3 separate regions of the Homo sapiens genome follow, and all the other regions are linked to region 2. Evidence: chromatin loops called from intact Hi-C (ENCODE). Cell type or tissue: mammary epithelial cell. All regions are shown on one strand. Links, peaks and the distances in the headings refer to the core of each region. The heading gives the core; the rest is flanking DNA.

Region 1 (11,106 bases), core at 1,964-9,963, 49 kb before region 2:
ATGTGCCACTATGCCTGGTTAATTTTTTAATTTTTTGTAGAGATGGGGTTTCACTTTGTTGCCCAGGCTGGTTTCAAATTCCTGGGCTCATGTAAGCTTCCCACCTCAGCCTCCCAAACTGCTAGATCTACAGGCATGAGCCACTGTGCCTGCCAATAAAAACTGTTAATATAATACCTGATAGTAGGTGCTTCTTATGTGTCAGGCATTGTTCCTAGCACTATACATTTATTACCATGACAACAACCCTGGGAGGTGGAACCTAATATCCATTAAAAGATAAGAAAACAGAAACAGAAATATCTGTTATGTAATTTGTTCACAACTACAAAATAATAAAGCCAGGATTCTAGCCCAGTCAGTTTGGCTCCAGAGCCCACTCTCTTAATGACTATTGTATATTGCTCAGAATGGCACAGGCTCCTCAGGCCTGCCTCCTGTACCCTCCTACCAATACTCCTTACAGTTTGCTTGGAGGATATGGGCAGTCCTGATAGAGATCAAGAGCCCTGCCCATGTGCAGAGTTAAGTGTCAACACCAAGGCACTGTTGCCCTTCAGCTAGTAGTAGTGGAGAAGTTCCTGGACAAGCCCTTGGCTATGACCTGGTTTCTCTTTCAGATCTGTCTGTAGCTAAGAATATTAAGTTTCATCTTCAGGAGAGGAGCAAAGCAATCTAGTTCTTAAACTCAAGTTTGGGAGGCCACTTGGGAGAGGCCCAATGCCTTTCTTCCATCTGGTCAACCTCTGGGGATATTTTAGAAAATGCAGAACCATCTGTTAGGCATATCTGCTTGGTAGCAGATGGCCCGCAATTTCATTGGCATGTTTCTTCCTTGATGCAAAGGTGATGGGAAGTCTGAGGCCTCATTAGGAGGAGCTTGAGTGAAAGCTCCTGTAGGTATGGTTTAGGGTTTCCAAGGAAGTCATATCATATAGACCACATTCTCTGACCACATATAAATAAAAAATAAGTGGAAGAAAAAAAGTCAAGTTGAAGTCCCATAGCTCAAACATGGCCCATTGCAAAAGAAAAGAGAAAAAAAAAGACCAAAAAACTGTACAATTTTTTTAAAAAGTAAAAAGTAAAACAAAAAAACAAACATATGTTTGGAAACTAAAAAGCATATTCCTAAATAATTTGTGGGTTAAAGTAGAAATTACCATGGAAATGCAGAAATATTTAGAAGTGAACAACAATGCAAGTGTATATATCAAAACTTGTGGGAGGCAGCCAAAGCAGTTCTTACAGTGAAAATTATAGCAATTTCCAAATTTAAACGCAATGACGAAAAAACCAAGATACTGAATATAAATAATCGCTCAACTAAAGAGACTTAAAAAAACCAACCAACCAACCAAACAAACAAACAAAAAAAACCCAACAGACCGGCTCAGTGGCTCACAACTGTAATCCCAGCACTTTGGGAGATCAGGGCAGGAGGACTGCTTGAGGCCAGAAGTTTAAGACCAGCCTAGGCAACATAGTGAGACCTCATATCTAAAAATTTTTTTTTTTTTAAATTAGCCAGGCATGGTGGTGTGTGCCTGTAGTCCCAGCTACTCAGGAGGGTGAGGAAGGAGGATCCCTTGAACCCATGAGGTTGAGGCTGCCACGATCATGCCATTGTACTCCAGCCTGGGCAACAAAGTGAGACTCTGTCTCTAAGAAAAAAAAAAGAAAACCCAACAATAATGAAAATAAACTCTCAAAATAAGTAGGAGAAAAGAAATAATAAATGAAGAAATAAATGGAAAAAAAATCAGGCCAGGTGTGGTGGCTCACGTCGATAATCCCCAGCACTTTGGGAGGCTGAGGAGGGTGAATCACTTGAGTCCAGGAGTTCCAGACCAGACTGGACAACATGGCAAAACTTTGTATCTACAAAAAATACAAAAATTAGCCAGGTGTGGATGCACACCTGTGTCCTAGCTACTCGGAAGGCTGAGGTGGGAGGATGGCTTGAGCCCTGGAGGTCAAGGCTGCAGTGAAATGTGATTGTGCCACTGCACTCCAGCCTGAGTGACAGAGTGAGACCCTGTCTCAAAATAAATAAATAAATAAAAATAAAAAGGTAGCTCTTTGAAAACTTTACCAAAAAAGATACACTTTTAGCAAGACTGATTATGAGAAAAAGAGGAGAAACAAACATTATTAGGAAAGAAAAGAGTAGTGGTGGCAAAAAAATAGAAACAATTTATGGTAATACATTTGAAATAAACAATTTTTCTAGAAAAATATACATAATAGAAAGTCATACAGGAACAAACAAAAAAGCTGAATTAGATTAATACATATAAAAATTGAATCAATAACCAAAAATGTTTCCTTCCAAAGAAAGCAGGCCAATAACTCTATAAAAGATTAGTTTATTTACTATTATTTATTATTATTATTATTTTTTGAGACGGAGTTTCCTCTTGTTGCCCAGGCTGGAGTGCAATGGCACGATCTCGGCTCACTGCAACCTCCTCCTCCTGGGATCAAGCGATTCTCCTGCCTCGGCCTCCCAAGTAGCTGGGATTACAGGTGTCCACCACCAAGCCCAGGTAATTTTGTATTTTTAGTAGAGATGGGGTTTCTCCATGTTGGTCAGGCTGGGCTCGAACTTTTGACCTCAGGTTATCCACCCGCCTTGGCCTCCCAAAGTGCTGGGATTACAGGCGTGAACCACTGCGCCAGGTCTTGAGAGATTAGTTTTAAGGAAGGAAAAAAAGAAAAGGAAAAGAAGAGAAAAGACAAGATAAGACAAGATGTGATGCAGGCCAGGGTACAGTCTTGGAAGGACTGCAGCATGCCATCTAGGTGCAGTACTGGGAGATTTGCCATCCAGATGCAGTTTGTGAGAGTGGAAAATGGGTAAGAACGTTAATGCCCCTCAACAGGAGAATGGTTGAATAAAGTGGTATATTCATAGTACGAAATACTATGCAGTCATTAAAATGAAATAAATAGGCCCAGACATATCAACATAATGTGAAATAGAAACAATTTCAGAATGACGTGAGCAGTTTAGTACCATTTATTAAAGTTTAGATATATGCAAACATAAACATAGTATTTATGTACCCCTGCCACATGCAGTGAAAGTAGAAAAACATCATGGCAAAAACTCATACCAAATTCAAGATGGTGATTCCTCTAAAGAGGGAGGAAGGAGAATATCAGGCAGGATAAGAGAGCTTCAACTATACCTGTAATGTTTTACTTCTTTTTAAAAATGAAGCAAATATGGCAAAAGGTTAAGATTTGTTAAGAAGGTGGTAGCTACACAGCGTTTGTCATATTGTTTTTTTTTTTTTTTTCTGAGATGGAGTTTCGCTTTTGTCACCCAGGCTGGAGTGCAGTGGCGTGGTCTTGGCTTACTGCAAACTCCACCTCCCCAGTTCAAGTGATTCTCCTGCCTCAGTCTCCCGAATAGCTAGGATTATAGGAACCTGCCATCACGCCCAGCTAATTTTTGTATTTTTAGTAGAGATGGGGTTTCACCATGTTAGCTAGGCTGGTCTGGAACTCCTGACCTCAGGCGATCTGCCTGCCTTGGCCTCCCAAAGTGCTTGGGATTACAGGAGTGAGCCACCGTGCCCGGCTGTCATATTGTTTTTTATATGCCAATACTGTTCTATGAGATTTGCATGTATATATCTTAAATTCTCAAAATCTCCCTATGGAATAGGTATTACCATTATCTCCATTTTATTGATAAAGAAACTGAGGCAAGAGAGGTTAAGAAGAGGGTAAGAAATTTACAGAGAGCAGGTTAATGGCAGAGTTGGAACCTGAGCCCAGATAGTCTGCCTCCAGAGCCTGTTCTTTTAACCACTAAAGTAACAGAACCAGGATTATTTATGTTGGAGAGGAGCATGCAGAGCAGGTTTAGCACCGACTGTGTCAGATACCCCTCCCGAGTGCACCCACTAAAGGTGTCTCTGGTCATTCCCTCCATACAAGCAACTCACAACAGGGCTAGGACTTTCATCCTTATTTCCTGAGGACTTTGTACAATGCCTGACGCATAATCAAATACAGATAAAAAAGCACTTGCCAAATGGATGAATGAAGTGTATGCTGGGTTTTTATCCGGAAGTAGGGCCCTCTGTCATGAACAATTCATGGGATCGGACTTAAAGAGTGATATCCTTCCACTGTCCTGATCTTGGGCTCCTGAATCTTAAGAAACACTTCATCTTAACTCTGTTCAATGTCAGGATTTAAACATGACTCTTTCCACAACCATCTTTCAATAATCATCTTGGGAGTTTATATTTCTTTCCTGACACTATTTTCTTCCTCCCTTCTTTCTGTATATTCTGAAATCTAACATTATTTGTGTCCAAGTTATCTTCCCTTGTGGAAAGCTGGATGATTTGAAGGCAGATACTTGGTTACATTCATCTTCAAACCTCCCCTCCTCTCTAGCACACAGCACAGTTTGGTATTTAAGTGTTCCGTAAATGTTTATTAAATAACCAACATAAATAGTGGCTTTGGCTTTAAAATCTCATTGAGGATTAAAGTGCATACTTTTCTATAATATTTAATACTTTTTTTTTTTAAAGCACAAACCAGGTAGCTCATTAGTAAACTTATTGGGAAGCAGTAAAGACTAGTCTGGCATTCAGCTACAAGACAAATTCTAGTTCTAAGAAAAAATCTCAAGCCAACCCTTCATCAAAGAGGCAGTTACAATGAGCAGGCTCTTCCACTTGTGGCTTACATCAAAAACCAAAAGCAAATTTCCCACATGCTTGTATAGAAAGGATGGTTGGCCACGTACTGTTTTGTTTTGTTTTGTTGTTTTTCAGGCACAGCCACAGACACAAACTGTAATTACTGTCAGTAAAACGATATTCTAAATAAAAAGACACAGAAATTATAGAGAATGTTTCACTTTACCATAGGATGATCAGCGAAAACATCAAAGGTTTTTCCTGTCCTAAGATTGTTCTTTACTCCGGTGATTCTCCTAAATGCCTCTCTTGCCTGCACATACCTCATCAAACCAGGAGATGGCACTCTTTAGTCTTATTTGACGAAACCCACCCGAGTTGAATGAATAATTTCATCAACTATGGAAACTATACCACAAGGGGGCAATAACAATGAACAGATGTATACTACCAGGTTTTAAGTAATTTTCTAAGATGTGTGTTCTAAAAATGTATTTCAGACAAACTCATCAATTTTTCCTAAGGAAAAAAAATAGCTGAGTTGGGTTAACAATGCCTGAAAATCTTCCACGTCTCTCGTCAACACCCTCTCCCGTTCCCCGTATCAACGATACTAAATCTTCACCATTTTCTAGACTTGCACTTCATGTTCGCGTTCTCATCCTCTCTCTCTCTCAGCCATTAAAAGTGCTCAAATCTCTCTCCCCCCTGCCCGCAACACACACATCCTCTCCACTCTTTCCTTCCTTCGGTTATAATAGAGTCTGCAATTTATTTTAGAATTCCTCAGCACACACAGTTTAATATATGTGTGTAAGTTATAGTCCAGATGTCTCTCATATCCAAATCAGGAATGCACAGGTGCTTGGCTAGAGCTGTAATCAGGAAGCCAATGCTCGAGGCAGCTACTCCAAGCGCTTCTATATTCCTTATCTCCTTACTTTGATCAAGATTGGTCAATTTCTGAGACTTGTTAATTAGGAAATCTGGCTTTTATTGGTGAAATTTGTCATTTTCTCGAGACAGGGTCTCACTCTGTCGCCCAGGCTGGAAGTGCAGTGGCATGATCACAGCTCACTGCAGCCTTGACCTCCTGGGCTCAAGCAATCCTCCCACCTCAGCTTCCTAAGTAGCTAGGATTATAGGTGCATGCCACCACCCTGGCTAATTTTTTATTTTTAGTAGAGATGGTGTGTCAATTTGTTGCCAAGGCTGGTCTCAAGCTACTGGCCTCAGGCAATCTGCCTGCCTTGGTCTCCCAAAGTGCTGAGATTACAGGCATAAGCCACTGCACCCGGCCTGTGGTTTGTTAAATAGCATGATAAATGGATGGATAAATATTACAAATGAATGATAACTGGTAAAATTAAAGGTATCTAAGATATGTGTTGTGGATTGGCTGAAATATGAGATATTCCATACCTTTTAATGAAGAGGTTTTAAGAACTAGTTGAGGCTATAATCTTTACCTTTAGGGAGGTACCTGGAGCTAACAGTTTTACAGTTAGAGGTTCTCAAACTTTAGAGAGCTTCAGATTGCACGGAGGGCTGATGAAAACACAGTTTGCTGGACCTGTCTCAGAGTTTCTGGACTCAGTAGGTCTTGGATTAGGCTGAAAATATGCATTAATTTTAAGTGCCCACGCTGGCCTAAGAGACCACGTACTGAGAATTATTGGTTCAGAATTTCTAGTGGCCTGATGCTAATTATAAGGAAACACAAGCCTGCCTTTGAAGTATCATTGGTTTTGTCTTGACTAAATCTTTCATGCAAGTTGATAGAGCACTTAAAAAGGCAGACTTGGGGGCCGGACACAGTGGCTCACACCTATAATCCCAGTACTTTGGGAGGCCAAGGCAGGTGGATAACCTGAGGTCAGGAGTTCGAGACCAGCCTGGCCAACTTGGTGAAACCCAATTTCTACTAAAAAAAAAAAAAAAAAAATGGTGGTGTGCACCTTAGTCCCAGCTACTGGGGTGGCTGAGACAGGAGAATTGCTTGAACCCAGGAGGAGGAGGTTGTAGTGGGCCAAGATTGTACCACTGCACTCCAGCGTGGGCGACAGAGCAAGACTGCATCTCAAAAAAAAGAAAAAAAAAGGCAGGGTTAGAACTTTAATAAGTTTACAGGCAGATTATATGAAATGTTTCATGATTGCTTGAAAATAAATATATTTATTGCAAATAAAATGTTTTATGACTGAATAAATGTCTACATGTCTAGCAGAAATTGCTTTCATTACAACCTAGTAATAAGGTTGCATGGGGGTACTTAATCCTCACTTACATCAAACATCGGTGGATTCAGTTCCTTCTCTCCCTCCTTCCCAATCTCTATGTCTTTTATTTTTTTTCTTGACTTATTACAGTGACTAGGATATTCAGTAATATGTGGAATAGAAATGACAACGTATATCCTTGCTTTGATCCTAATATCAGTGATTATATATTCAGACTTTCACCATTACATAAGATGTTGGCTGTGGGTTTTTCATAAATGTCTTTTATCAGGTTAAGAAAGTTCCCTCCTATTCTTAGTTTGCTAAGAATTGATTGAATTTTGCCAAATGCATCTATTCAGATAATCATATATTAATAGCTTTTCTATTCTCTCTCTCTCTTTTTTTTTTTTTTTTTTTTTTTGAGACAGGGTCTCACTCTGTCACCCAGGCTGGAGTGCAATGGCGTGATCTCGGCTCACTGCAACCTCTGCCTCCTGGGTTCCGGCAATTCTTGTGCCTCAGCCTCCCGGGTAGCTGGGATTGCAGGCAAGAACAACCAGGCATGGCCAAATTTTGTATTTCTAGTAGAGACGGGTTTTTGTCATGTTGCCCAGGCTGGTCTCTAACTCTTGGCCTCAAGTGATCCACCCACCTTGGCCTCCCAATGTGCTGGGATTACAGGCGTGAGCTGCTGCGCTCAGCCAATACTCATAACAGTTTTAACAATGATCTCTGACTTGCAAATTTTAGTCCTTATATTATTTAACCTCCTTCAGCATTTGTCCTGGTTGACCACACTGTTTTAAAACTCTTTCCTATGGCTTCTCTCTTCATATTTTCCTCCTCCTTCTCTAGCAACTCTTTTCAATCTTTTTTGAGACAGGGTCTCACTCTGCCGCCCAGTCTGGAGTGCAGTGGCGTTATGCCTCACTGTAGCCTCGACCTCCCTGGGCTCGGGTGATCCTCCCACCTCGGCCTCCCAAGTAGCTGGGACTATAGGCACGCACTACCACACCCGGCTAAGTTTTGTATTTTTTGTAGAGACGAGGTTTCGCCATATTGCTCAGGCTGATCTTGCACTCTTGAGCTCAAGTGAACCACCTGTCTGGCAACTCTTTATGAGTGTTCTTTATGGAATTCTCTTCCTTTCTCACCATCTTAAGTATTAGTGTTTTCCAGGGTTTTGTTCCATTTTCCTTGTGTTCTCTGTATACCATCATCAGTGACATTCCCACAGCTCTGAGGAATCCTGGCTCTATCCCAGCCTAGGCCTTTTTCGTGAATTAAATATCCAAGTGCTCCCTGAACATCTCTTGCCTCGATTTGGATAACCTAAAAGCAATTCACACTCAATCTATCAAAGACTGAACCCATCACACCCTTCCCTCCTCTGTCCCAAGGTTGTCCTCCTTCATGGCCTGCCTCAGTGGAAGGTGCCATCAACCACCTAGGCACCGAGGGAGGAAGCAGTGAGTTGTCCTAAATTTCTTGTTCTTCCCAATTTCCCCAAACTCAACTGGTCACCAATTGCTGGCAATCAAATTATTTCCTTCATATCCTTTGAGGCTGTTTCATCCCTTCCATTCCCATTGTCAATGCCATAGTTTAAACCCTCGTCACTTGTGCCTGGATTATTACAACTGCCATAAAACAGATCCCCCTGCTTGTGCTGTCTCCTGTCTAATCCACCCTCTCCACTACAAGTAGCAAAATTTTTCTAAAACATAAATCGGATCAGTCACTTCCCTGCTTAAAAACTTCTACTGACTCTCTACTGCTCTGAAGGTAAAAGGCGAACTCCTTACCATGAGATACAAGGTCTGTTATGAGTTTGACCCTGCTTCCTTCACCTCTGCAAACTGCCGTTCATCTTCTCTGCTCTAGCTATGCTATGCCTGGAATGTAGCATTATTTCTCATGTTTGTAGCTTTGCACATGCCTCCTTCTGTCTGCAATGCTCATTCATCAAAATTCAGCTCAGATGTAACCTTTTCCAGAAAGCCTTCTGGGACCTTCTTCATTAGGGTTGCCGAGCAAAATACTGCTTAGGATACACTTATGCTGAAAAATTATTGTTGTTTATTGGCAATATTTGGGATATACTTATACTCAAGGTAGTCCTAGTTTATTTTAAATTCAAATGTAACTGAGCATCCTTATTTTTATTTGCTACATCTAGCAACCCTAATCCCAGTCTCACTTATGTGCTCCTCCTTTTTATTTTTCCATATCCCCTACTAGTCTGTAAGCATCTTCAGGGCAGGGATACCTCTCATCTCTGTATCCCCAGGCTCAAGCACAGTGCAGTAAGCAGACAATAAATATTTAACTGAAATCAAATGTTTTATTGCTGGCTTGTCTTTTCTAAGTTGGCTTTAACCCTTAGTCTCTTTCTTGCTTCACAGGAATGAGCTAATCCTAACAGTGATACTGCCTGTCCCAGGATTACAAGAAATATCACAAAATATAAGAGAGTGTAGCATAAGACATGAAGGCCACCAGAAGTGCTACTATGATTTAAGATTGGCCGGGCAGTGGTGGCTCATGCCTACAATCCCAGCACTTTGGGAGGCTGAGGTGGGGGAAATCAATTGAAGCTAAGAGTTCAAGACTAGGCTGGGCAACATAGAAAGACCCCTGTCTCTACCAAAAAAAAAAAAAAAAAACCCACAAAAATTAAAATAAAATAGAGATTTCCTTAGAATAGGGTTTATGTGTGTTAAGATTTCAAATAAATCTGTTTAATAGATTTTTTATAAGTTCATAAAGACTTAAGTTGGTATAAAGGGAAAAGGGCTATACTTTTCTTAAAAGGAAAAAAGCTTGTACTTTAAAACAGTGTGTTCCGGCCAGGTGCAGTGGCTCACACCTATAATCTCAGCACTTTGGGAGGCCGAGGAGAGGCTCACTTAAGGTCGGTCAGGAGTTCAAGATCAGCCTAGTCAACATGGTGAAACCCCGTCTCTACTAAAAATACAAAAAAATTAGCCGGGTGTGGTGGCCCATGCCTGTAATCCCAGCTACTCAGGAGGCTGAGGCAGGAGAATCTCTTGAACCCGGGAGGTGAAGGTTGCAGTGAGCTGAGATGCGCCACTGCACTCCAGCATGGGTGACACAGCGAGACTCCATCTCAAAAAAACCAAAAAACAAAAACAAAAAAACAACAAAAAAACCCAGTATGTTCCAAGTAGGACTGGTTCAGTATATTTAAAAAACACAGGATAATGGCAGAAAAGAAACTTTTCAAGTTAAATAATAATTGATCCTAAGCAAAGGCAAAGCTAAATGAAATACAGTTAGCTATATATCACTATCTAATTGAAAACATGGTTCCAAATATCTTAAATTTAGTATATCTTATGTTAGTTGCTTTAAGCAATAAACCATTACCCAACAAATCAAATTTCATAAGAGACTGTAATAACATTTAGAGGCCCTTTTATTTTGTAATACTTCCATTTAAAGGATGTGCTCATATAATGGCCACAAAGGTTTGCTAGAGTAATGTAGTGAGTAATTCCTCATTATTACCCAGGTAGAAACTTAGAACTTGCTTGCATAGAGGAATATGTCAGAAGAGATCAATATTAAACAATATGGTCCTGAGAAATGTATAGAAGGGAAATATTCTTCTCTGCTTCTTTTTTTCCCTTTATGAAAGAACCCAACAAACAAAATATGCTATGTCAAGAGAATCTTACCTACAAATCTTACTTACAAAGTCAAACTGTAAAATTTCTTTATGGGTAGACACCAAATAGGATTTGCTGAAATAATGAATAAATTAGTGATTTCTATAATCAGAGAAAATGTAAAAAAAAAATGATATAACAAGGCCGGGTACAGTGGCACACACCTATAATCCTAGCACTCGGGAAGGCCAAGGTGGGCAGATTACCTGAGATCAGGGGATTGAGACCAGCCTGGCCAACATGGCAAAATCCTGTCTCTACTAAAAATACAAAAAAATTAGCTGGGCATACTGGTGTGTGTCTGTAATCCCAGCTACTCAGGAGGCTGAGGCAAGAGAATTGCTTGAACCCAGGAGGCAGAGGTTGCAATGAGCTGAGATTGCGCCACTGCACTCCAGCCTGGGCTACAGAGTGAGACTCCGTCTCAAAAAAAAAAAAAAAAAAAAAGATATAACATACTATATAGCCAAGAACATTGACTTACACCTGTAATCCCAGCTACTCAGGATATCTAGGTGGGAG
Region 2 (11,106 bases), core at 1,702-9,701:
CTATAGGCAATTACAGTTTTAGTTTCATTTCCTTGACAGTGGCCTTGACACTTTTGAAAATATGCTCTCTTAATATTAAGTACTAACTCTGGTAAAAGTCCAGTTATACTTAGACCTGTGAGGCACTGATAAGAGCTGGTGAATGACCAACTCAGAACTTCTAAAATGCAGAATTTCAGGAATTTATCTAGGAAATGTATGTCAAAGTGATTATAGGAGGCAGGAGAGCTAGTCAAAATCTAAAGAACCCTCAACATAGGGATGACCTAGGTCAAATTCAGGTATCGTAAGAGCTACCAAGTTTGAATTCTTTGGGCTTGACCTAAAATAATTATAACAGTGAAATCTAAGATAGGCCGTCAGGTTATGTGGGCCCAGGCAATGAGAAATATGGCCTTAAACTGCCCATCTAAGTGTCTCAGAGAACAGAGAAAGGTTGTTACTGTAGCTTTCCTTCTTAGAATGAACATCACCAACACCTATTTAACTATTCTGTTTTCAGTTTGATAGTAAAATGTTGATAGCTGCAGCAGTTTTTAGAAGAGCCTAAAAATCTCTTTGGAATGGTAAAACCCTATTTTGCAAAACATGTAAACCAGATGGCCATTTCTAATTTTGGAATTTCTCAGACAGGTGTTAATCCAAAATTGTCTTCTCATTTCTCTCTTAAATTCCAAAGAAGGCTGAAACCAAAACAAAACTTATAGAAAATGTTTCAGAGACAAATGACAGATCTTTTGATCAAAGCAATTTTTACTTAGAAGGAAACAGCTGACTTACAAAGAAATTGCACTGAGACTATTTCTAAATAAAAGTGTTTTTGCTGTGGCATTGCAGGGAATTGAGGCACCTTCCATACTGGTGGTTACTTACAGCAACACAAGTACCTAGAAAAATAATAGGCTTCACCTTGCCATATGGGAAAATGCTGAAAAATAATTACCCAAAGATCCTCATGAAAATATACTGATAGAATTACCTATGGTGTTTAGGGTAATAGGTATCTGGTAAATTATGTTTTAAGTGAATGTTGCTATAAATCTCTTAAATACACAGCATATACCTATAAGCAAAAGATGGCAATGGAATTTTTCTTAATTTTTTAATTTTTGTCGGTACATTATAGGTGTATATATTTATGAGGTACACGAGATTTTGTACAGGCATGCAATGAATAATAATCAACTGAGGGTAAATGGGGTATCCATCAACTCAAGCATTTATTTTTTCTTTATGTTATGAACATTCCAATTATACCTTTTTAGTTATTTTTAAATGTACAATAAATTACTGTTGACTATAATTACTGTTGTGCTAACAAATACTAGATCTTATTCATTCTAACTATATTTTCATACCCATTAACTATCCCCACTTCCCGTCCACCCCACTACCTTTCCCAGTCTCTAATAGCCATCATTTTACTCTTTACAAGTTCGATTGTTTTAATTTTTAGCTCTCACAAATAAGTGAGAACATGTGAAGTTTGTCTTTCTATGCCTGGTTTATTTCACTTAACATAATGACCTCCAGTTCCATCCATGTTGTTGTAAATGACAGGATCTCATTTTTTTCCTATGGCTGAATAGTACTCCATTGTGTATATGTACCACATTTTCTTTATCTGTTCATCTGCTGATGGACACTTAGGTTGCTTCCAAATCTTAGCTATTGTGAATAGTGCTACAATCTAATGGGAATGCAGAAACCTATTTTATATACTTAATTCCTTTCTTTTGGGTGTATACCTAGCAGTGGGATTGCCAGATCATATGGTAGATCTATTTTTAGTTTTCTGAGGAACAACCATGCCATTCTCTATAATGGCTGTACTAACCTACATTCCCATCAAAAACATACAAGGGTTCCTTTTTATCTACATCCTTGCCAGCATTTGTTATTGCCTGTCTTTTGGATAGAAGCCATTTTAACTAGAGTGAGATACATTTCTCTGATGATCAGCAATGTTAAGTACCTTTTCATATACCTGATTGCCATTTGTATGTTTTCTTCTAAGAAACATTATTCAGATCTTTTGCCCATTTTAAAATCAGATTATTAGATTTTTTCCCTATTAAGTTCCTTATATATCCTGGTTATTAATCCCTTTGTCAGATGGGTAGTTTGCAAATATTTTCTCCCATTCTGTGGGTTGTCTCTTCACTTGGTTGATTGTTTCCATTGGTGTGCAGAAGCTTTTTAACTTGACGTGATTCCATTTGTCCATTTTCACTTTGGTTGCCTGTACTTTAGGGTATTAATCAATAAATCTTTGCCCAGACCAATTTCCTGGAGAATTTCCCCAGTGTTTTCTGGTAGTAGTTTCATAATTTCAGGTATTAGATTTAAGTCTTTAATCCATTTTGATTTGATTTTTGTTTTTGTTGAGAGATAGGGGTCTAGTTTAATTCTTCTGCATAAGGATATCCAGTTTTCTCAGGACCATTTATTGAAGACACTGTCCTTTCCCCAATGTATATTCTTGGCACCTTTGTCAAAAACGAGTTCACTGTAGATGTATATATTTATTTCTGGGTTCTCTATCCTGTTCCCTTGGTCTCTGTGCTTGTTTTTATGTCAGTGCCATGCTGTTTTGGTTATAATAGCTCTGTAGTATAATTCTAAGTCAAGTAATGTCATTCCTTTAGTTTTGTTCTTTTTGCTCAGGATGACTTTGGCTATTCTGGGTCTTCTGTGGTTCCACATAAATTTTAGGATTTTTTTTCTATTTCTGTGAAGGATTTAAAAAATTATACCAAAGAACAAGCTAGCTTGATACTGTTTTAAATGTAAGTTTCTCTTCTTCCACCCACTATTTCCTAACATTACTAGCCATTAATATATGGATAATAGGGCCATATCTGCAAAGAAATATTAAATCAGAGACTAAGTCTTAGACAGATGAGTGTTAGCTAGCATAGAAGCACAAGTTGTTAAGGGCTAGAAGAGGCCTTGAAGATAACATAGTTGGAATAACTTTATAAATGAGGCCCCAAAATGGTTTGGAATTTGTCAACTTATCATCCAACTAGTAAGTTACGTGAACTTGAGTAAGTTATTAAGCTTCTTTGAGTTTTAGTGTCTTCATCAATAAAATGCAGATATAAAATTTAATCATGGACAAAATATATATTTTAAAATTCCTATTTATATAAGTATGATAATGTATATAATATGAATACAATGATACCTACATTGGGGGATATACTCAAAAAATTTCCCAGTAGAGATGCACAGTCAAAAAAGCATGCAGATGAGTGAAAAAAAGGCACAGTATGTGGGGCCTGGTAGTGTTTGTTTCTCCCAGGTAAGTGTAATACCTAGTACTCTTGCTCTTTTCACGATGCCATGGAATTCCGTAGAGAATCTATGGACCTAAAACCAGCCTACCTGTAAATGAAAGGGCTGAGCTACTTGTATGAGAGCCTAAATTACCTCTTATCTTTAAAGATTGTACCTCTGAATTAGAACTGAATCCATTGTGGACCATTATAAACAAGCTCACATTTAACTGCCTCTACTGCACCTATCCTATAAATAAACAAAAGAAGTCAGTGTCTGGGTTCAGTTAGGCTCTTTAAATGTTTAATATTCAAATGAATGACAAAATAATCTAAAATTTCTAATCAATATTTTTAATTGCTGGAGTCTTAAGGTATGATTTAAACAAGTTAATTGGGGAAATAATATAATAAGGAGATGGGAAGATGTTGCCATAGCACAGTCCATAATGCTAAGTAAAAATTTTAAAGTTGAACAAAACAGGGCAACTAAAGTTAATCATCACATGCCACAGGTCCTATATTTTAGAACAGCCCCACTTGAATACTACCAATAAATTATTTTTAAGGTTTAGAGCATCTTTTTGTGTTTTATTCTGCAGTATTGTCTTAAAAATACATTAAAATATTTAAAAAATTGAATCAGATCAGTGGTTGCTTTGGAGAGTGACTGACTGGGAAGGGTCACAAGAGAAATTTCTAGGAAGATGGAAATGTTCTGTGCTTTAATTTTTTTTTAATTAAAAAAAGTTTTTTAGAGACAGGGTCTTGCTCTGTGGCACAGGCTGGAGTACAGTGGCACAATCAAAACTTATTACAACCTTGAACTCCTAGACTCAAGGGATCCCCTCACTTCATCCTCCTGAGTAGCTAAGACTACAGGTGTACCCCGCTATGCCTGGCTTACTTTTTATTTTTTTGTAGAGACAGGGTCTTGCTATGCTGCCCAGGCTTGTCTTGAACTCCCCTGGGCTCAAGTGATTCTCCTGCCTCAGCCTCCCAAAGTGGTGGGATTACAGGCATGAGCCACCATGCGCAGCCTGTTCTGTATCTTAATAGGGATGAGGCTTACACTAATGAATGCATTTGTCAAAGCTGAACAAACTGTACAACTTAAAATCTCAGCATTTCACTTTATGTAAATTCGATCTTGATAAGAAAATTTTAAAAATATATATTTTTTTGAGACAGGGTCTTACTCTAGCACCCAGGCTGGAGTTCAGTGGCATGATCCCAGTTCACTGCAAACTCTGCCTCCCAGGTTCAAATGATCCTCCCACCTCAGTGGATGATAGTGAGGAAGAAATCAAGTAGGAGCCCCAAGTTTCTGGCTTGAGTAACTAGATGGATTCTAGTGCCATTTTCAAAAACACTGAAGGACAAAAACATTGGGGAAGGATGAGTTCAGTTTTGAACATGTTGAGAGTGAAGTGTCTATGAGTCATGCAAGTGATATTTAGCAGGCAGCTGTATGTACAGGTCTATGGCAGGAAAAACAGAGGTCAGAACTGGAGGTAGAGGTTTGGGAATCACAGGGAAAGTAACAAGCCATGGGAGTAGTCGTCATCACCTGAGGAAAAAAATTAGAGTGAGAAAAGGGTTTAGGACTGATCCCTGAGAATCTTCACTATTTAATGGTTGGGTAAAAAAAAGACAAGCTGATAAAAGAGAGCATGGAAGATCAGATAGGGTAGAAGAAAACGAGAATGTTGTAACACAGAAATCATGGAAAGGATTTTGAGAAGAGAGTGGTCAATGGTGTCAAAGGTTGGAGACTGGAAAATATCCATTGGATTTAGTAACATGGAAGTCACTGTTGACCTTGATAAGAGCAACTTCATGGGAGAGAAGCCAGACTGGAGTAGGCTGAAGAGTAGGAGGTGTGATATTAAAGACAACCAGGTAGATACCTCTTAAGACAAGTTAGACTATGAAGGGGAGGACAGACATAGAGCATTAGGAGCCTTGAGGCAGAGGTTTTTTAAAGCCAAGAGAAACTAGCACATGTTTAAATGTTGACAGAAAAGTGAGGTGTTGACAGCTAAATAGCACAAAGGTTCCTGAGAGGTTGGAAGGGAGAGATCCAAAGAGGGGACAAAGGGGCTGGACTTGGACTCAAGGAGAGACACCAACTCCGCTGTCCCTAGAGCAGAAGGAAGAGTGTAAGGATGGATGCACATCTGAGGGTGGGGAGGTGGGACAGCTTCTACCAGATGATTTCTGTTTTCTCTGTCTTTCAGAATTAAGAGAGAGAAACTTAAAGCAGAAAAAGTATTGTAACCTAGATCGATTTTTCCATCTATTAATAATTTTAAATTACAAAACATTTCCAAATTCAGGAAAAAATATCCATATAGAAAATTAGGAAAGTAATATAAAAGGCAGCTCTGTACCCACCACTAAATGTAAACAGATGTCAACAGTTTGCTACACTAAAACTCTTTTCTAAGAGGAAATAAAATGTTATGACTACACCTAAACCCTCTCTCCATAAATTCCCCATCTTTTCCTTCATCTGCAGAGGAGAATACCTGAAATTCAGTATGTCTCATTCTATATATATTTTTGTGTCTTTACTACACAAAATACCAACTTATATAAAACACAAAATGCTATGTGCTTTGTGCTATGAGGCACAAAGATAAAATAAAAGCTGTACATCAAAATGAGGTGCCCAGAAAATACACACAATAAAAGCCAAACGGGTCCAGGCTGGTTCTCCGATGCCTCACCATCCCTGAGTCATATCTGGGGTCAAGAGGAGGGAGGATTTGCAGAGGTTTCTTTGGAGAGATGTACTTGTTCTCCTGTGATCACTCTGGAAAGGAAGGAGTTGGGAGATGCTTCCTGGCCTCAAGCCCAGAAAGAGTGGCTTTCACAGGACAACTCACCAACTCAATATGTATATCCAGGAATTGGGGAAACAGTAGGACTGGACTCTGACATAAGCCCAAGCGAAGATGTTCTGATTATTGGCCCTAGGTGTAGAGCAGAGAGTGTCACTCAGATTTCAACAAGCTGCAACCTAGGCATCCCAAAAGGTAGAACAGAATTTCTCTGTATCTGCTTTTCAATAACAGCAATCATTTTAAGTAACTTGACTACCAGGGTGTAGGGGGGAATAAAAGGACTGCCCAAGTGCTTTAGTTGGAACCTCATTTACAAAACATAAGGAATTAAATGAATAGATTATTTTCAGAGTTTATAAAGTGCTTTGGCATTCTTCACATTAGTATCTTTCCCTTTGTACAGTCTAAAGCAGGAGTCTTTGCCTTCTTTGTACCAAATAAATCACGAGTGGTCAGGCAGCTAAGAGACGGGAAGGGCTCCTTCCATCTAAGAACCTAGGGCAAGCTCTTTGTGTTCAAAGTTCTTGTTGATTCCGAGCAAGTAAAACCTTCAGTTTGGTCAAACATTCTTTCTTCAACACGTGGGTGTTTGGAAAATTTTATCAGTACTTTGCTATTAAAATTCTCACCTAACTACAAATCCTCTATGCCACAGAGAAATTTAAAGGGTTCTTATTTACTCACCATAACAAGTATGATTTATTGTTCATAATTGTTGATCTCTTGAGTCAGAATTCAATGGACTGATCTCTTGAATCACAGTCAGCTGATAACATTCTTTAATTGTACGTTGCCAGGATCCACCCCTAGACCTACTGAATCAGAATCCGTAGGGAGTAAGCCTGAGAACATGCATCTTACAAGCTCTTCAGGTTATTCACATTAAATTTAGGGGGAAAGTGTATAGACAAAAGCTAAATAGGCACCTCTCAGAAATACCTGTCTAGTTTACTAAAATGAGATTGTAGCAAACATCTACCAACAATAGTGCCAGTGACTAGAGTGCATCATTCAAAGGTCCTTTCCATTCCAAGATTCCATTCCTTTATAAATAATTTAATAATAAATAATTATTATTAAAATAAATATGCTATAGTTCTTAAAAATTTGAACCAGTAATTTTACTTAAAATTGCATTTTTTTATTTTGAGATAATGGTGCAATGATATGCAGCTGTAAGAAAGAATACAGAGATCCCTTTGCACAGTTTTCCCCATATTGACATTGATACAATCTACTGATTTTATTCAGACTTCCTGTTTTACTTGTACTCTTGTCAGGGGGGTGTAGGGGATGTATTTATTTTTATACAATTTTATCATGTGTAGGTCTATGTCTCCACTATTACAGTCAAGCACACAACCACTCCATCACTACTAGTATCCCTCATGTTGCCTTTTTATAGCCACATCCACCTCTATTACCTCCCCCATTCCCTGGCAACCGTTAATCAGTTCTCCATCTCTATGATTTCAAGAATGTTAAATAAATGGATTCATACAATATGTAAACTTTGAGACTGGCTTTTTTTCGGCAAGCATAATTCCCTGGAGATTCATTCAAGTTGTTGTATGCTATGGTCTGAGTGTCTGTGGCCCTCTCAAAATTAATGTTAAAACCTAATGTCCATTGTAATTGTATGAGGAAGTGAGTTTTGGGGAGGTGACTAAAACATGGGGGCAGAGCCCTCATTAATTGGATTAATGCTCTTATAACAGAGGCCCCAGAAAGCTGTCTTGTTCCTTCCACCCTGTGGGAACACATCTAGAAGGTACCATTTTATGAGCCAGGAAATGGATTTTCACCAGACATTGAATCTGCAGGTACCTTGTTCTTGAACTTCCCAGCCTCTAAAACTTTGAGAAATAAATTTCTGTTGTTTATATGAGCCGCCCAATTTATGGTACTTTGTTACAGCAGCCTGAAGAGACTAAGACATTACATGTATCAACAGTTCCTTGCATGGTATTGTTAAATAGTATTCTATATTATATACGTACCATAGTTTGTTTAACCTACTGAAGGACATCTGAGCTGATTCCACTTTTGGGGTATTACAAATTAAGCTACTATGCATATTTATATGAAGGTTTTTATGTTAAATTTTCATTTCTCTGGAATAAATGCTCAGGAGTATAATTGCTGGGTCATATGAAAGTTACATGTTTAGGCCAGGCGCAGTGGCTCATGCCTGTAATCCCAGCACTTTGGGAGGCCTAGGCGGGTAGATCACTTGAGGTCAGGAGTTTGAGACCAGCCTGGCCAACATGGTGAAACCTCATCTCTACTAAAAATACACAAAAAATTAGCTGGGTGTGGTGGCAGGTGCCTGTAATCCCAGCTACTTGGGAGGCTAAGGCACAAGAATCACTTGAACCCAGGAGGCAGAGGTTGCAGTGAGCTGAGATTGTGCCACTGCACTCCAGCCTGGGTGACAGAGCAGGACTCCATCTCAAAAAAAAAAAAAAAAAAAAAAAAAAAAGGGTACGTTTAGTTTTTAAAGAAACTGCCAAACTATTTTGCAGAGTAGTTATACCATTTTATACTCTCAACAGCAATGTATGAGTGATCCAGTTTCTCCACATCCTTACCAACATTTGTTGTCATTGGTTTCAATTTGTTTTAATCACAACACTACACATTTTAAAAATAAGGAATGAAATGTATCGATATAAGGATACTTATTAGGAAGAGAAGTGGACTTGTTACGAGAATGTTTAAGTTGCTGCCCCATCCCCAGCACTTACTAACACAGACTAACTTAACACTAAAGTTGTGATAGGTTTGTGGGCGTTAGTTTTTTATATGATTCATAACTTACAAATATTATATTCATAACTTACAAATAACATATATATAATATATATGCCAAACATTAATGTAATTTTAAAAGAAGATCTCTCATTATAGGTCCAAAAAATTCCCTCAGAACTAAAGGGGAAAATGCAGAGAACTAAAGTGTTATATGAATATATAGGTGTAATTTTCAAAATACTATAGAATGTTAGATACCTATAAAAAACATATTAGATCACTTTCAAGACCCACATACCCTCTTATCCAAGGCTTGATGAGTCCAAAGATCTAGAGCTTAGAGTCCAACATTCTCACTCAAATTTTCTCCAAAACCCAAGTGGTTATAAAAAACTAAAAGTCAGAGGCCAGATTTAATAATCTAAAATATGCACTTCTTTTTCCCTGATGGAGCTATACCTAATACATTAGACTACCAGCCACAACATCATGTATCTATATATATAAGCCATAGAGGCCAGGCACAGTGGCTCACGCCTACAATCCCAGCACTTTGGGAGGGCGAGGAAGGAGGATCACTTGAGTCCAGGAGTTTGAGACCAGCCTGTGCAACACAGCAAGACCCTGTCTCTATGAAATAAAAAAAAAAAATTAGCTAGGCATGGTGGCATGCATCTGTATACCCAGGTACTCAGGAAGCTAAGGCAGGAGAATTGCTTAAACCCAGGAGGTCGGGGCTGCAGTGAGCAGCCTGAGTGACAGAGTAAGACCAAGAAAAAGAAAAAGAGAGAAAAAAAAAGATAACAGAGTTAATCAGGCCATTATTTACAGCTATCTTATTCATGCCAAAACATGTTAGCTTCCTTTTTTAAAATCAAGTCACCAAGATGAGGTGTTAGCTTTCTAATTGCAGGATAAAATTCAATATTTAATGACTACAATACTGCAGTTTACACAATTTATTCCCAAGCTACTGATTGCTTCAACCCCAGGTCAGTCACCTAAGTTGACAGCAGCCCTGTATGTTTGCTCTAGTACTTTACAAATTATCATTCTTTTATACCATGATGTGAAAAAAAAAAGGGGAAAATACTGGTCTATTCATTTGTGTACCTAGTTGGAGAACATTTCTGCTTCGAGAAGACAGATTCTCAGTCAATAAATAAAAGATGGCAAAAATATCCATTTTGTCTTTCCTATTATTGGCTCCTTTTGTATTAATTAGGGTGAAAGTAGAGTTCTTTGCATGTTCCATGACACATTCTTTATAAGCAAATTAAATAATCTCTAAAGTTCCTTCTTGCTCCATGAGCTGTAACTGAATTATTTTATTGAACTGACACACAGAGGGCAGCAGTAAGTAATATACTGTATATGATACGTTATGTGCCTGGGGGCCTTAGCCAACTTCTCTGCCGCATAGCTCTCCCTCTAGCAAAGCTTTTTATTTTGGCCCTCTCTGCCTGTCTCCTCTGATCTGTATCTTTCTTTCTCCTCCTGCCAGAGCTTTCTTCCCATTTTGTCAGACTTAGAAAATCAAGAATAGATCAATATTACCATTCTGGAAAAAGGTAAGCTAATCAGCAAGAAGTCCTTAAACCCAATGTGTAAACAAATGGGATGTCTTGCCATACATACTCTGAGGCATTCATTCAATCAAAGCACACAATATTTTGAAGTCAAAGAAAATCAGTGAAATGATTATTAGAATATGCAGAGAATATAATATACATAGACACTCCATCACTGCAATTTCTTTTTCTCAGTTGTCTCTCTCTCTGACATCCAATTTGGGACAGGAAAGGAACTAAGGGTATAGAAAAAGTTAGGAGCAAAAGGCAATGGAGAAGAGAAACAGGTACCTAAAACAGTGCCTGACACATACTAGATTATCAGTAGACATCTGTCAGATGAATTGGATTAACGAGCATTAAAGGAAAGAAAACATTTTAAAAATGTAACAGTGGGGAAAAAAACCCACAGTGTAAAACAATGGCTTGTTCTAGGTTGTCTTTGTATTATCAACATTTTAATTATTAATCACATGTGAAGTTCTTTTATACGAGCTTCCCCTTAAAGTGGAAATAGGAAGACATCAGGGAGGCAACAAGGGAGTAGGGAAGAAGAAATACAGCACAGGAGGCGAGGACAGGGAAGAGAGATCACACATAAGAAGTGGGCACCGGCCAGGCACGGTGGCTCTCGCGTGTAATCCCAGCACT
Region 3 (11,106 bases), core at 1,986-9,985, 85 kb after region 2:
CTTAGTCTTTTACCATTAAGTATGATGTTAGCTGTAGGTTTTTCATAAAGGCCATTGTCAAGTTAAGGAAGTTCCCTTCTAATCTTTCTCTGTAGAGAAGATTTATCATCAATGGATGCTGGATTTTGTTGAATGATTTTCCTGCATCTATTGAGATGATCATATGCTTTTTCTTTTTCAGCTTGTTAATGTGATAAATTACATTGATTTTCAAATGTTAAACCAATTTTGCATTCCTGGGTTAAACTGTATTTGGCTATGATGTACTGTCCTTTTTATATATTATTGCATTTAATTTGCTAAAAATATTTTTAGAATTTTTGCAACCATATTTATGAGGGATATTTGTCTATAGTTTTCTTATAATGTCTTTGTCTGGTTTTTGGTATCAGGATAATACTGGCCTTATAGAATTATTTGGGGGAAAATTCTCTACTTTTCAATTTTCTGGTAAAATTTGTATAGAATTGATATTGTTTCTTCCTTCTACATTATTTAGAATTTACCAGTTAAGCAACTTGGACTTTTCTTTGTGGGAAGATTTTTTAAAACAAATTCAATTCTTTAATAGATATAAGGCTATTCAGGTTACTTATTTCTTCTTGAGTGAATTTTAATAGTTTCTGTCACTCAAAAAATTTATCCATTTCATCTATGCTGTTAAATTGATATGTAAAAAGTTTCTTATAATATTTCCATATTATTATTTTAATAACTATAGAAACTTTAGTGATGTTACCACTCACATTCTTGATATTGATAATTCATATATTCTTTCTTTTTTCCTGACAAGTCTGGCTAGAGATTTATCACTTTTATTATCTTCTCAAAGAACCAGCTTTTGGTTTCATTAATTTTTTCCTACTGTTTTTGCCTTTTCTTTTTTATTTATTTGTATCTCATATTTATTATTTCTTTTCTTCTGCTCACCCTTAGTTGAATTTGCTCTTCTTCTTCCAGTTTCTTAATTTTTTTTTTTTTTTTTTTTTAGAGACAGAGACTCACTATGTTGCCCAGGCTGGCCTCGAACTGGGCTCAAGCAATCCTCCTGCCTCAGCCTCCTGAGTAGCTAGGACTATAGGAGCACACCACTGTGCCTTGTTCTTAAATTAGTTTCTTAAGTTTCAAAAGAATTTTGCTTGTTTTTGTTGTTGCTGGCAGAAGAGTAAATCTAGTTCCCAAATCCCATCGTGCCTGGAAATGAAATAGGATTAAGTTCATAATCATGTCTTCATCAAACTATTTTTGATCACTGAGCCCAGATCTTTCTTTTCATATTTGTTAGGCCTACAGATTCCAAATCTGCTAGAGACAGGGCCTTGCTATGTTGCCTAGGCTGGAGTGCAGTGACACGATTATTGCTCACTGTGGTTTTGAACTCCTGGGCTCAAGTGATCCTCCTGTCTTGGCCTCAGAGTGCTAGGATTTCTGGCATGAGCCACTGTACCTGACCTGGTTTTCATTTGTTCATTTGAGCAAAATTGGAAAAAAATGGATAGTTCTTTCTGAGTGAAACACCTATCCTTTTTATATTCTATGCCCTTACTTTATGTCTTAATCCATTAGTGTTGCTAAAACAAAACACCTGAGACTAGGTAACTTATAAACAACAGAAGTTTATTTCTCACAGTCTGGAGACTAGGAAGTCCAAGATCCCAGCAGGTTCGGTGTCTGATGAGGGCCCGGTCTTCCCTCCCAAGACAGTGATTTGTTGAGGCATCCTCTGGAGAGGAGAAACACTGTGTCCTCACATAGAGGAAGGGATAGAAGGGGCAAAAAGAGGCAAACTTTCTCCATCAAGCCCTTTATAAGGGCACCCAATCTTATTCATGAGGGTGAAGCTGTCATGACTCAATCACCTTTTATAGGCCACGCCTCCTAATATTGTTGCATTGGGGATTAAGTTTCAATATGAATTTTGGAGAGGACAAAACATTCGAATTATAGCATTTTGTACTTTGTGAGCTTAGAGCTCAACACATTTTTTAAAAAGAAATAATCACTGCTAGCATTTTTAGCAGTAAAAGCATGACTGGCAATCTAAGGGAAGAAAATATTAAAAAAAAAAAAGCTCACAAGATGCGGTGACTCACGCCTGTAATCCCAACAGTTTGGGAGAGTGAGGCAGCAGGATCACTTGAGTTCAGGAGCTGGAGACCAGCCTGGGTAACATGGTGAGACCCCGTCTCTACAAAAAATTTAAAAATTAACAGAGTGAGGTGGTGTGCACCTGTAGTCCCAGCTACTCAGAAGTCTGAGGTGCGAGGATCCTTTGAGGTTATAGTGAGCTGTGTTCTTGCCACTGCACTCACTCCAGGCTGGGTGACAGAATGAGACCCTATCTCAGAAGCAAAACAAAACTCAAGGATAACTGGGCATGGTGGCTCACACCTGTAATCCCAACACTTTGGGAAGGAAAGGTGGGAGGATAGCTCAGGCTAGGAGTTTAAGAGCAGCCTGGGCAACATAGCAAAACTCTGTCTCTATTAAAAAAGAAAAAAACCTCACTGATCTAATCATGCCCCAGGGTTTATCCACGTGTGCTTAAGAGAAGGAGTAAGTGATAGCCTTCATGGCTCAGGAGGATCACAGGTAATGTCAGCTGCCATGTGACTGAGCCATCCTGGAAGCAGATGCACCTTGCTAATGTATTCCTGGATTCTGACCTTTGGAAACTGTGTGAAATAAATGTTGCTTTAAGCTGCTAATTTTGGGATAATTTGTAATGCAGCAATAAATAATACAGATTCACAATGAAATAGGAGTTTCTAGGATTTGAGATAAATAGTAGCAGGTTTCTAGAACTCAGAAGGCACCAGGGTAAATTTCTTTGCCATATTGTGTACAAAGCACTCAGAACACTGTTGACAAAACAGTACTCACAGGTTGAGAGAGTCCAGGGACCATCTGGGACCAATGCCCCAGCAATGCAGATTTATGTGGTAAATGGTTTCAGGGAAGTGGTTCTGTGTTTCCTGAGAAGTACCGGATGTTTTTTATGGTGATAAGAGAGACAGAAGGAGTTTAGAGAGTTCAAGAGAGGAAAGGTAAGAATGCCAGGGCTCAGAAATTGGAGAGCTATTTTATAGAGTAATGAAAAGAGGAGTTTTCTTTATTTTTACCCTGTTAATTTAACACTAATGCATTCAGAAACTTTAGAAAATATAGGTAGGCAAAAAGAAGAAAATTAAATTCACCGTATGGAAATAATCGCTGTTGCCAGGCTTAGTGGCTCACACCTATAATCCCAGCACTTTTCTTTGGGAGGCCAAGGCAAGAGGATAGATTGAGTCCAGGAGTTTAAAACCAGCCTGGGCAACATAGTGAAATCCCATCTCTACAAATAAATAAATAAAAATAAAAAGAGGCTGAGTGTGGTGCCAAAGTGGAAGATCACTTGAGCCCAGGAGTTCAAGACCAGCCTGGGAAACATAGTGAGACTTCATCTCTATAAAAAGAAAAATAAATTTTAAAAAAGAAATAATCACGCTAGCATTTTTATCATGTTACTCTGACAAATAAATAAATGAATATAGACAGACTGACCCACCCATAAAGTCAGTATTTCAGTTGCCCCTTTAGAAGGCCATTTTGGCATTCTGTGAGCCTGGCTGCATCTGGATGGTGTGGCATGTAATATGACCAATGGAACCCATGGTCATGGGTCCATTCCTGTACCTCTGCTTCAAAGCAGGTCACTTGGCCAGATGTTATGCTGTGTGGGATTCCATGCCTGTGGATCAAGCATTCTATAAGCCCCTAGATAGCAGTCCTGGCTGAGGCTCTGTGGGTAGGAAAGGCAAACCCATACCTGGAATAGGCATTATCCTTGTGAAAGTGAACCACTAACCCTTTCAGAATAGGAGAGTTCTAATATCCAGGATGTTTTCCTTGAGAAATAATATGTTGAAGACTTAGTGATGGTCTCTGTTGCCGACAAGTTGAACATTCAGAGATAACTAGATTGGCTTTGCTCTGAGTCCATGCTGTTGGGCTCATATGTGGTCTCCACCTCTGCCATATGGTCACCCCACTCATGTGCCCATTATCTCAGCTCTGGGATTGCCAGTGATGCAGTCTGACTAATATCAATTGGCAGAGCCATTGTGTCTGCTTGGTTGTTAAATGTCTGGTGGATACTTTCTGGTAGACATGTGATACAACAGTCTTCATACTTTGTGCCTACTCTCACATGTCCATCCACTTCCTCTACCCAGATTTCCTTTGTCTCTGGTCTTCCAGTCCTCTGCATTCCAGGCCTTTAACCAGACAGCCAAGCCATTGGCCACAACCCAGGAATTTATATGTAGGCCATTTTTCCTTCCACCAAAGCAGATTCCCAGCTCTGTCCTTGGGGAAGATTTTTCCTTTCCACTGTCATTAAGGAACACCTCTGAATGTGGCGATAATGCAGTCACCACTCATTTTTAGTATGCACTTGAGACGACCTATCTATAAACGAATCTTGGGCTTTTCCTTCCACTTTAACTCATCATAAGAGACCTTTCACAAGGCCATTGGTATAAGCCATGGGAGAGGAACTAGTGCAACTGTAATAGGTGACACGAGGGCCTGAGCTATTTGCCCATAGAGCTGGCTTGTACCTTCCGGTCCTACTTGGACTTGATTCTGGATATATCTGGATATACCATTTTCATCAACCGATGGATTGCTACTGGGCCCATCTAACTTTTTAACTTGATGTTATGGACAGAACCCTGATTACAATGGGAATAAGTTCTGAATGCATGGGTCATTTGATGTTCAATAGTCAAACATTCTGCCTCTACCAGAGTAACTTGCCTTCTGCAACTCGACAAGACAACAACTTGACAAGAACTGTTTTTCAAAGGGTATGTAATTTTCTGCTGTGGGTGGCATGACCTTTCTCCAGAATCCCAGGGGTCAGCCTTGTGATTCTCTCACTGGAGTTCTCCATAAGCCCCTCACTGCATCTTTTGCCACCACTGATACCTCCAACACCATAGGGCCTGCTGGATCATGTGACCTGAGTAGGGGTCTGCTTATACCACAGTCTGGACCTGATGGAGTGCCCTTTGTTTCTTCAAGCCCCCTCAAAGCTGTCAGCCTTCCATGTCACCCAGTATATGGGCAGGTGCAATATTCCTAAGTATGGGATATGTTGCATCAGAATCTAAAGAGACTTCCAGGCTCTGTGCTTTCTTCTTTGGGTTAAGGTGGAAGACGCCACAACTTGTCTTTTACTTTGGAGAGGTTATTCCAGCAAGTCTCTCACCACTGGACTCCTAAAAACCACACTGAAGTAGCTGGGCCCTGAAACTTCATGGAGTGTATTGACCAATTCTGGAATCCACATATCTTACCAAGGCATCCAGCCACCTCTACCTGACCACGGGATACCTCATATGAAGTGAGTTGCCCATTTTAACTGGGACTTGTCTGAGACACCAAACCATAAATTTGGAAAGCCCAGAGCAGTTCATCATTAAGCAGAATTGGCATACATAAGCTCAGGTTTAAGCAGCTTCTGAAGACTCTAATTAGTTAAGCAGGTGACCCTCACTCACAGTATGCCTATGCTTTTCACACTCAGCCCACAACTGTATCCTAACGGGAAGTTCCCTGTGATCAGTTGAGAAAGGAAGAAGGGATTCAAGCCTGGATAACAGATGACTCTCCATGGTGTGGTGTTACCAGTCAAAATTGAACCACAACAGCTGTCCAACTTAGATGTCTGAAAGACAATAAAGAATGTAAATCCTCCCACTGAGCATAACTTTGATCACTGCATGTCATGGTCCATTTGCTGAAAAAGGTGGACTGAGATGCAGATCTATGCACTTTCAAGGGCAGGGGCTAAGTGTAAGGTCACATGTTCAAAAACTTGGAAGAAAGAACAGAACACCAAGGGATTGGTAGCTGGAGATTTAGGGGAAATGTATGTGAATGAATATCTCGGAATGATCCCAGAGTGTAAGAATATTTGTGTCTCATGTGAATGACAGTCAAATAGCCTTTGCGGTTGAGACGTTCTGAATAACCAGTGGACAAGATTACCCATTTTATGACTCTCATATTTTTTCCCCAAACACTTCTGTACTTGCACAATTATTTATGGACTTAATATGGGCCTCACCTCAGCAAAGCTAATCTAGCTACTGCCATTGCTTGAATGCCAGCCTGACCTTGAGCCCTCAATTCACTGCTATACTCAGCAAGAAAAGACTGCCACCTGGTGGCAGATTGATTACATTGTCCTCTTCTTTGACTAAGGAAGAGCAATTTGGTCATTTATTCTTATTGGAATAGAAATTCATTCTGGGTAATCTGCCTTTCTTACCCGCCATACATCTGAGAGAAATATGATCTATAGATTTACTTACTGCTTCATTCACCATCATGGTATACCATAAAACATCGTTTCTGATTAAGGAGCTTATTTTATAGTAAAAGGTGTGAAGCTGCTGGGCGCGGTGGCTCACACCTGTAATCCCAACACTTTGAGAGGCCGAGGTGGATGGATCACCTCAGGTTGGAAGTTTGAGAATAAAGCTATTCATATGTCTATTGGATTCACTGGTCTTAACATGTATCTCATCCCCCCAAATTCTATGCAGAGATGCTATTCAAGGTAATCTACTCAAAATTTAGGTCCCCAGAAAGAATCAGGGCCCAGCTCCTGGGAAATGGGATGGCATGAATGAGGTGGGAAAGCAGGACCTTGGCTTCTAACCGGGACTCAGGGTGCCCTCTGTAGAATAGAAGGATGGAAAAGCTATGAGACCCAGTAAGAAGGAATGCAAAAGGGGATCTGGCTTCTTTTCACCAGGACATTGTGTTCAGGCTGGCATTGTAGCATTTAGGGTTGCTCTCAGCTGGTGAGCAGCTAAGCCAGTTTTGTCATATCTCAGTTTCCTAACATGCCTTTTTAATGCAGGTCTTTGTGCCTTTTCTTACACTGTTTTTTATATGCCCTTCTCCATTTATCTGATCACTACTAACGCCACAGCATCTCCAGAAAGTCTTCCTTTACTGGCCACATTAGCCCACAGTAACCTCTTCCTGAACCATATCACTTTCTGTCTGCATCATTTGTTTGGCATTTATCATTTATTTTTCAATGATAAGTGGACATATCATGTCTTCCCAAGTAGATTCACAGGAGCAATTTCGTAGACCTCATAGTATGAGCACAGTAACCATCACAGTTATGGAGAAATGCATACTGACTGATTGATTGATATAACCAAGCACAATGAGGAGTAAGTGCCATAGGCATTCATGGAGGGAACTATCATAAGACAGTGCATAGCGGGCACTCAATAATCATTTGAGTGACTAAGTGAATGATCAAATTGAGGAATGGGTTGACATGACTGGGAGGTCACATAAAGGAGAGAGGACCTTACTTTTGCTTGAGGAATGGAGAAGATGTGTTTAGAGGAAAGGCATAAGAGGCGAGGGAGTGGGTATAGCCTCTCCCTTCTCAACAGTCTACTGCTGTGCTCCCGTCTCCTAGAATGTCTCCGGCCCTCTCCCTGCCCCACCATAATATTGCTTAATAAGGAAGTAAGATTACTGGGCAAACAAGCCACTGCTGCATAGGCAGGAAAGTAAACTTTGTTTCTGATGTGACCATGTAATCTTTCCTACCTTTAATCTCCAGTACCATGCCAAAGCAAAATACTTTGGTGAGTGGTGCTCAAACCCAGGATTTAGTTTTAAGCCTGTCCTAGTGCACAGGCTCAAATTGAGCAAATGTGTCTTCTGCCATCCATGTGGAGCGTTTTGACTCCTTCCTTAGCCCTGTGGTATTCTGGGAGGTTAGGCTCGCTGCTTAGAGAATTATGTTGTGGATTAAAACCAGACCAGGTGGAAGGGAAGCCTGTGACAAACAAAAGCCATGACCTTCTCTGAGGTAATTATAGATAAACTCAGATTTTGCATAATTTCTTGGCTCTGCTGTATCAGGAGCTTGCTAAAGTCTTGTGTTTTTTACTTAGTCATTTCTTCTGTCCCAGGGATGGGGGTTGGGAGAAGCTTTGGGATTGCTGTGGAAGGAAGAAGGTGCAAGTCTCAGACACTCTGGAAGGGTCGGGGTAAGTACAAGGATATTAGCAAGTTTAGCCTGGTGACTTCTAGATCCTCTGCCTGGAATGAGATCTTTGCATAGGCGAACTGGAGGACTCTAGGCTGTCAAGGCCAGTCACAAGCCACAGGTGCCTATTTTATAGCACGTACTTCCCTGCTTTCCCCAGGTGCCCATCATCCAGCAGATTTGTCTATAGATCATGGTATTATCTCCATTGCTTCTGAATCATTGAGTGTTTTTCCTGAGTCAGGATGCATTTATGAGGGCCACTTAATTTCTTTACTGTCAGTCACTTAATCATTTTTATTATTTATTACTAAACCTTTGCCTGAGTTTTTCTTCACTTCCTGGGTTTGTTTTTGTTTGTTTGTTTTTGAGACGGAGTCTCGCTCTGTCCCCCAGGCTGGAGTGCAATGGCGTGATCTTGGCTCACTGCAACATCCACCTCCCGGGTTCAAGCGATTCTCCTGCCTTGCCCACCGAGTAGCTGGGATTACAGGCGCACGCCACCATGCCCAGCTAATTTTTGTACTTTTAGTAGAGACTGGGTTTCACCACGTTGGCCAGGCTGGTCTCAAACTCCTGACCTCAAGTGATCTGCCTGCCTCGGCCTCCCAAAGTTCTGGGATTACAGGTGTGTGCCACAGCTCCTGGCCAAAATAGTTTTTCTTAACTACATTTATTCTGATTAATTATCTATATTTTTTCTGCCATCGGCCTTATTGAAAAAAAAATACTTTTTTAGAGGCATATAATGCCAACATATTTTCCTTTTTGGAATTCTTTTTGCTCTATTAAAGAGGTTTTTAATAAATTAATTTCATCAGGCAGTTTTAATTCTGTTTACTATTCATAAGCATGGGAACTGATTAATATTCGGGGTTTCCCTTTTTCTATCCAAGTCCCTTTCTAACCATTAGGTCATGACAGTTTGCCAAGCAAAAAATCAAAAGGGCTACTGCAAAACACATTACTACTGAGATTTGCCTGAAATGTTTGAATAGTGTTAAATGGTGCCATGGACACTGCAGATACCACTGCTTTTCTTATGATTCTTAATTTTAGGATTAAGACATCATGCGACTCATCTATTGCCAGGAACTTTAGTTATTAGGTTCCCATAAACCCAGAGAATCCTATTTCTCTTCTTGGTGATATATAAAACAGAACTTTAGGTGCCCACAAAACCATGGCTTCTTCACTCACTTTTCCCCTACAAAATGAGTTCAAAAGAAAGGCGAATGCAAAGTATATATTCTGCCAGGCATTATGCCATTTATTTTATATATGAAGTCTCACATAATCCTCACAATAATCTCATTGTGCATATTTGACAAATGAGAAAATTGAGGCTTGGAGTAGTTAGTAACTTAACCAAAATCACACAACTGGCAAGTTGGCAGGGTGAGATCCAAACATAGACCTGCCTAACTTCAAGGTCTGGGCTATTCTACTAGATACAGCACTCAGAAAAAGACAAGGGTTCCTTATGTCAGCTGGGCAAGAAGTGATCAGTAAATATTTTATCCAGGTGCCCATAAAAATTAGAGGCCAATGCAAAGGAAGGAATTACAAATTATAAACAAGATCAATAGAAATTAGGGAGATACAGATTTCACAGGTCATGGCAGAAACTAGGTGAGCTCTGGGGGTGGGAGGTGGCGTTTGTAACAGGCTAGGGAGGAGCATGTGGGCAGAGAATGAGGTCCTGTCAGGACATAGTCAGAGAACTGTCTGTTCATCCCATCCTGCTGCCTTTAAATGGGTGTGGCCTGCCTGTGCAACACCTTCCAAAGAAGTGTATGAACATCTCCCAGGTATCAGTTTCTGTGAGATTAATCCTGCTACCCTACTCAATCTTGCTACCCCAGATCTCCCTCCTCTCACTCTGTCCACCTTGACCAGTACTGAGCCCCTTTGTCCTGATGACCCATTTGGACACACTTCTCTGGTTTAGACTGGCTCTCGATTTTGGCCACAGTTGTAGAATTTGCCTTCCACTCTATAGCCTCCAGGCCTGCAAAGAGATAGCCCTGCTTCTGGGTCTGCCTTCCATTTGCCTAAAGGAGTCAGGCCAATCTCCCCGCATGGAAAAGGGGTCTGACCCAGGTCTGACCAGGTATATGAGAGTCAGGTCAGAAGTCAGGCAAATAAGTGAGAGCTGGAAAAGCCATGTTATCAAAGCAAGAAATTAAGCGAATGAACAGTCAGGAATGACCATGGAACCCCCAGTACTGTGAGTGACCCAAGGAAAAGTTTTTGAGGAATTATATGGACTTTGGAACCCTGTAACTTGACTGTTAAAGATGAACAGGAATTAGTTTTCACAAATTGGTTTTAATAAAACTTATTTTCATACATCTTGGCTGATTTGCTTTGTGGTGGGAGGAGTTAATGTCAGTGTACTAAGTTGTCCATAGAGAGATTTTCTGAGGTTGCTGGTGGAAGTTTAAAGCAAATAAAAGAAAATGTACCCAAACCCTGTCTGTGTGAGCATCTCTGACACAAGACATATGGAGTGAGCTGTGTTGTATGTAACTGGCCAGTTACGTACATGGCACCTATAAGTCCTGGAGAGCCATACAGCCAGGGGATGAAGCCAGGCAAAATGACTCTAGCTTTGGTCCAAAATTTGATCCCAACTCTCTTTTGGTCTCCTGCTCCGCTGAGCTGTGCTGGAAATCATAGAAACTACAGAAGTCTCCTTTATCTTTCTGCTCTAATAGGAGAGCCAGGCCCAAGCTTTTCCCTCTAGGTCTCCCCTTTGCTGGACCTCACCCCTGTCATCAGCCCCTTCCCTGACCGTCATCTGACTCCCAGGCCTTCCAAGGGCAAAGGAGCCATGGCAACCTGCAGGCCATCTCGCCACACAGCTGCCTACGGTGTCAAGAGAGAGCAGTGTGAGGCTACCCAAAAGGGAGCTGAGAGCCAGAGGGTGAGTCCCTTTGCTTCTCCCATAAACAGATGTCTAAATGACATGGAGATGCCCAACAAGTCTAGTGGGATGGGAACTCGTGGAATTCCTAAGTACC

What was found. A loop is a pair of places that touch in the nucleus more often than their neighbours do. Peaks named below come from ENCODE experiments on the same cell type or tissue, not always from the same donor. Only the 100,000 strongest peaks of a DNase experiment are listed, where the experiment ranks them.
Region 1: it touches region 2 in a loop (7-fold over the local background); 5 of 110 quality-filtered maps call a loop at or near these places.
Region 3: a loop joins it to region 2, with 9 times the contacts of the local background. A loop is called at or near these places in 2 of 110 quality-filtered maps.

What each region holds. Positions count from the first base shown.
Region 1 is chr1:92,854,032-92,865,137 of GRCh38, forward strand. The region is part of intron 2 of DIPK1A (divergent protein kinase domain 1A); the gene reads right to left. Among named protein-coding and RNA genes, the nearest start is that of SNORA66, 19 kb to the left of the region's middle. In mammary epithelial cell, for the core only: a CTCF peak has its summit at 5,007 (motif pointing right); a DNase peak (open chromatin) is centred at 5,050.
Region 2 is chr1:92,903,420-92,914,525 of GRCh38, forward strand. The region is part of intron 1 of DIPK1A (divergent protein kinase domain 1A); the gene reads right to left. Among named protein-coding and RNA genes, the nearest start is that of DIPK1A, 52 kb to the right of the region's middle. In mammary epithelial cell, for the core only: no CTCF peak of the experiment used is centred there; DNase peaks (open chromatin) are centred at 4,752, 6,082 and 6,892; H3K27ac peaks cover 2,872 bases.
Region 3 is chr1:92,988,092-92,999,197 of GRCh38, forward strand. No RefSeq gene overlaps it. Among named protein-coding and RNA genes, the nearest start is that of DIPK1A, 32 kb to the left of the region's middle. In mammary epithelial cell, for the core only: a CTCF peak has its summit at 6,215 (motif pointing left); no DNase peak of the experiment used is centred there.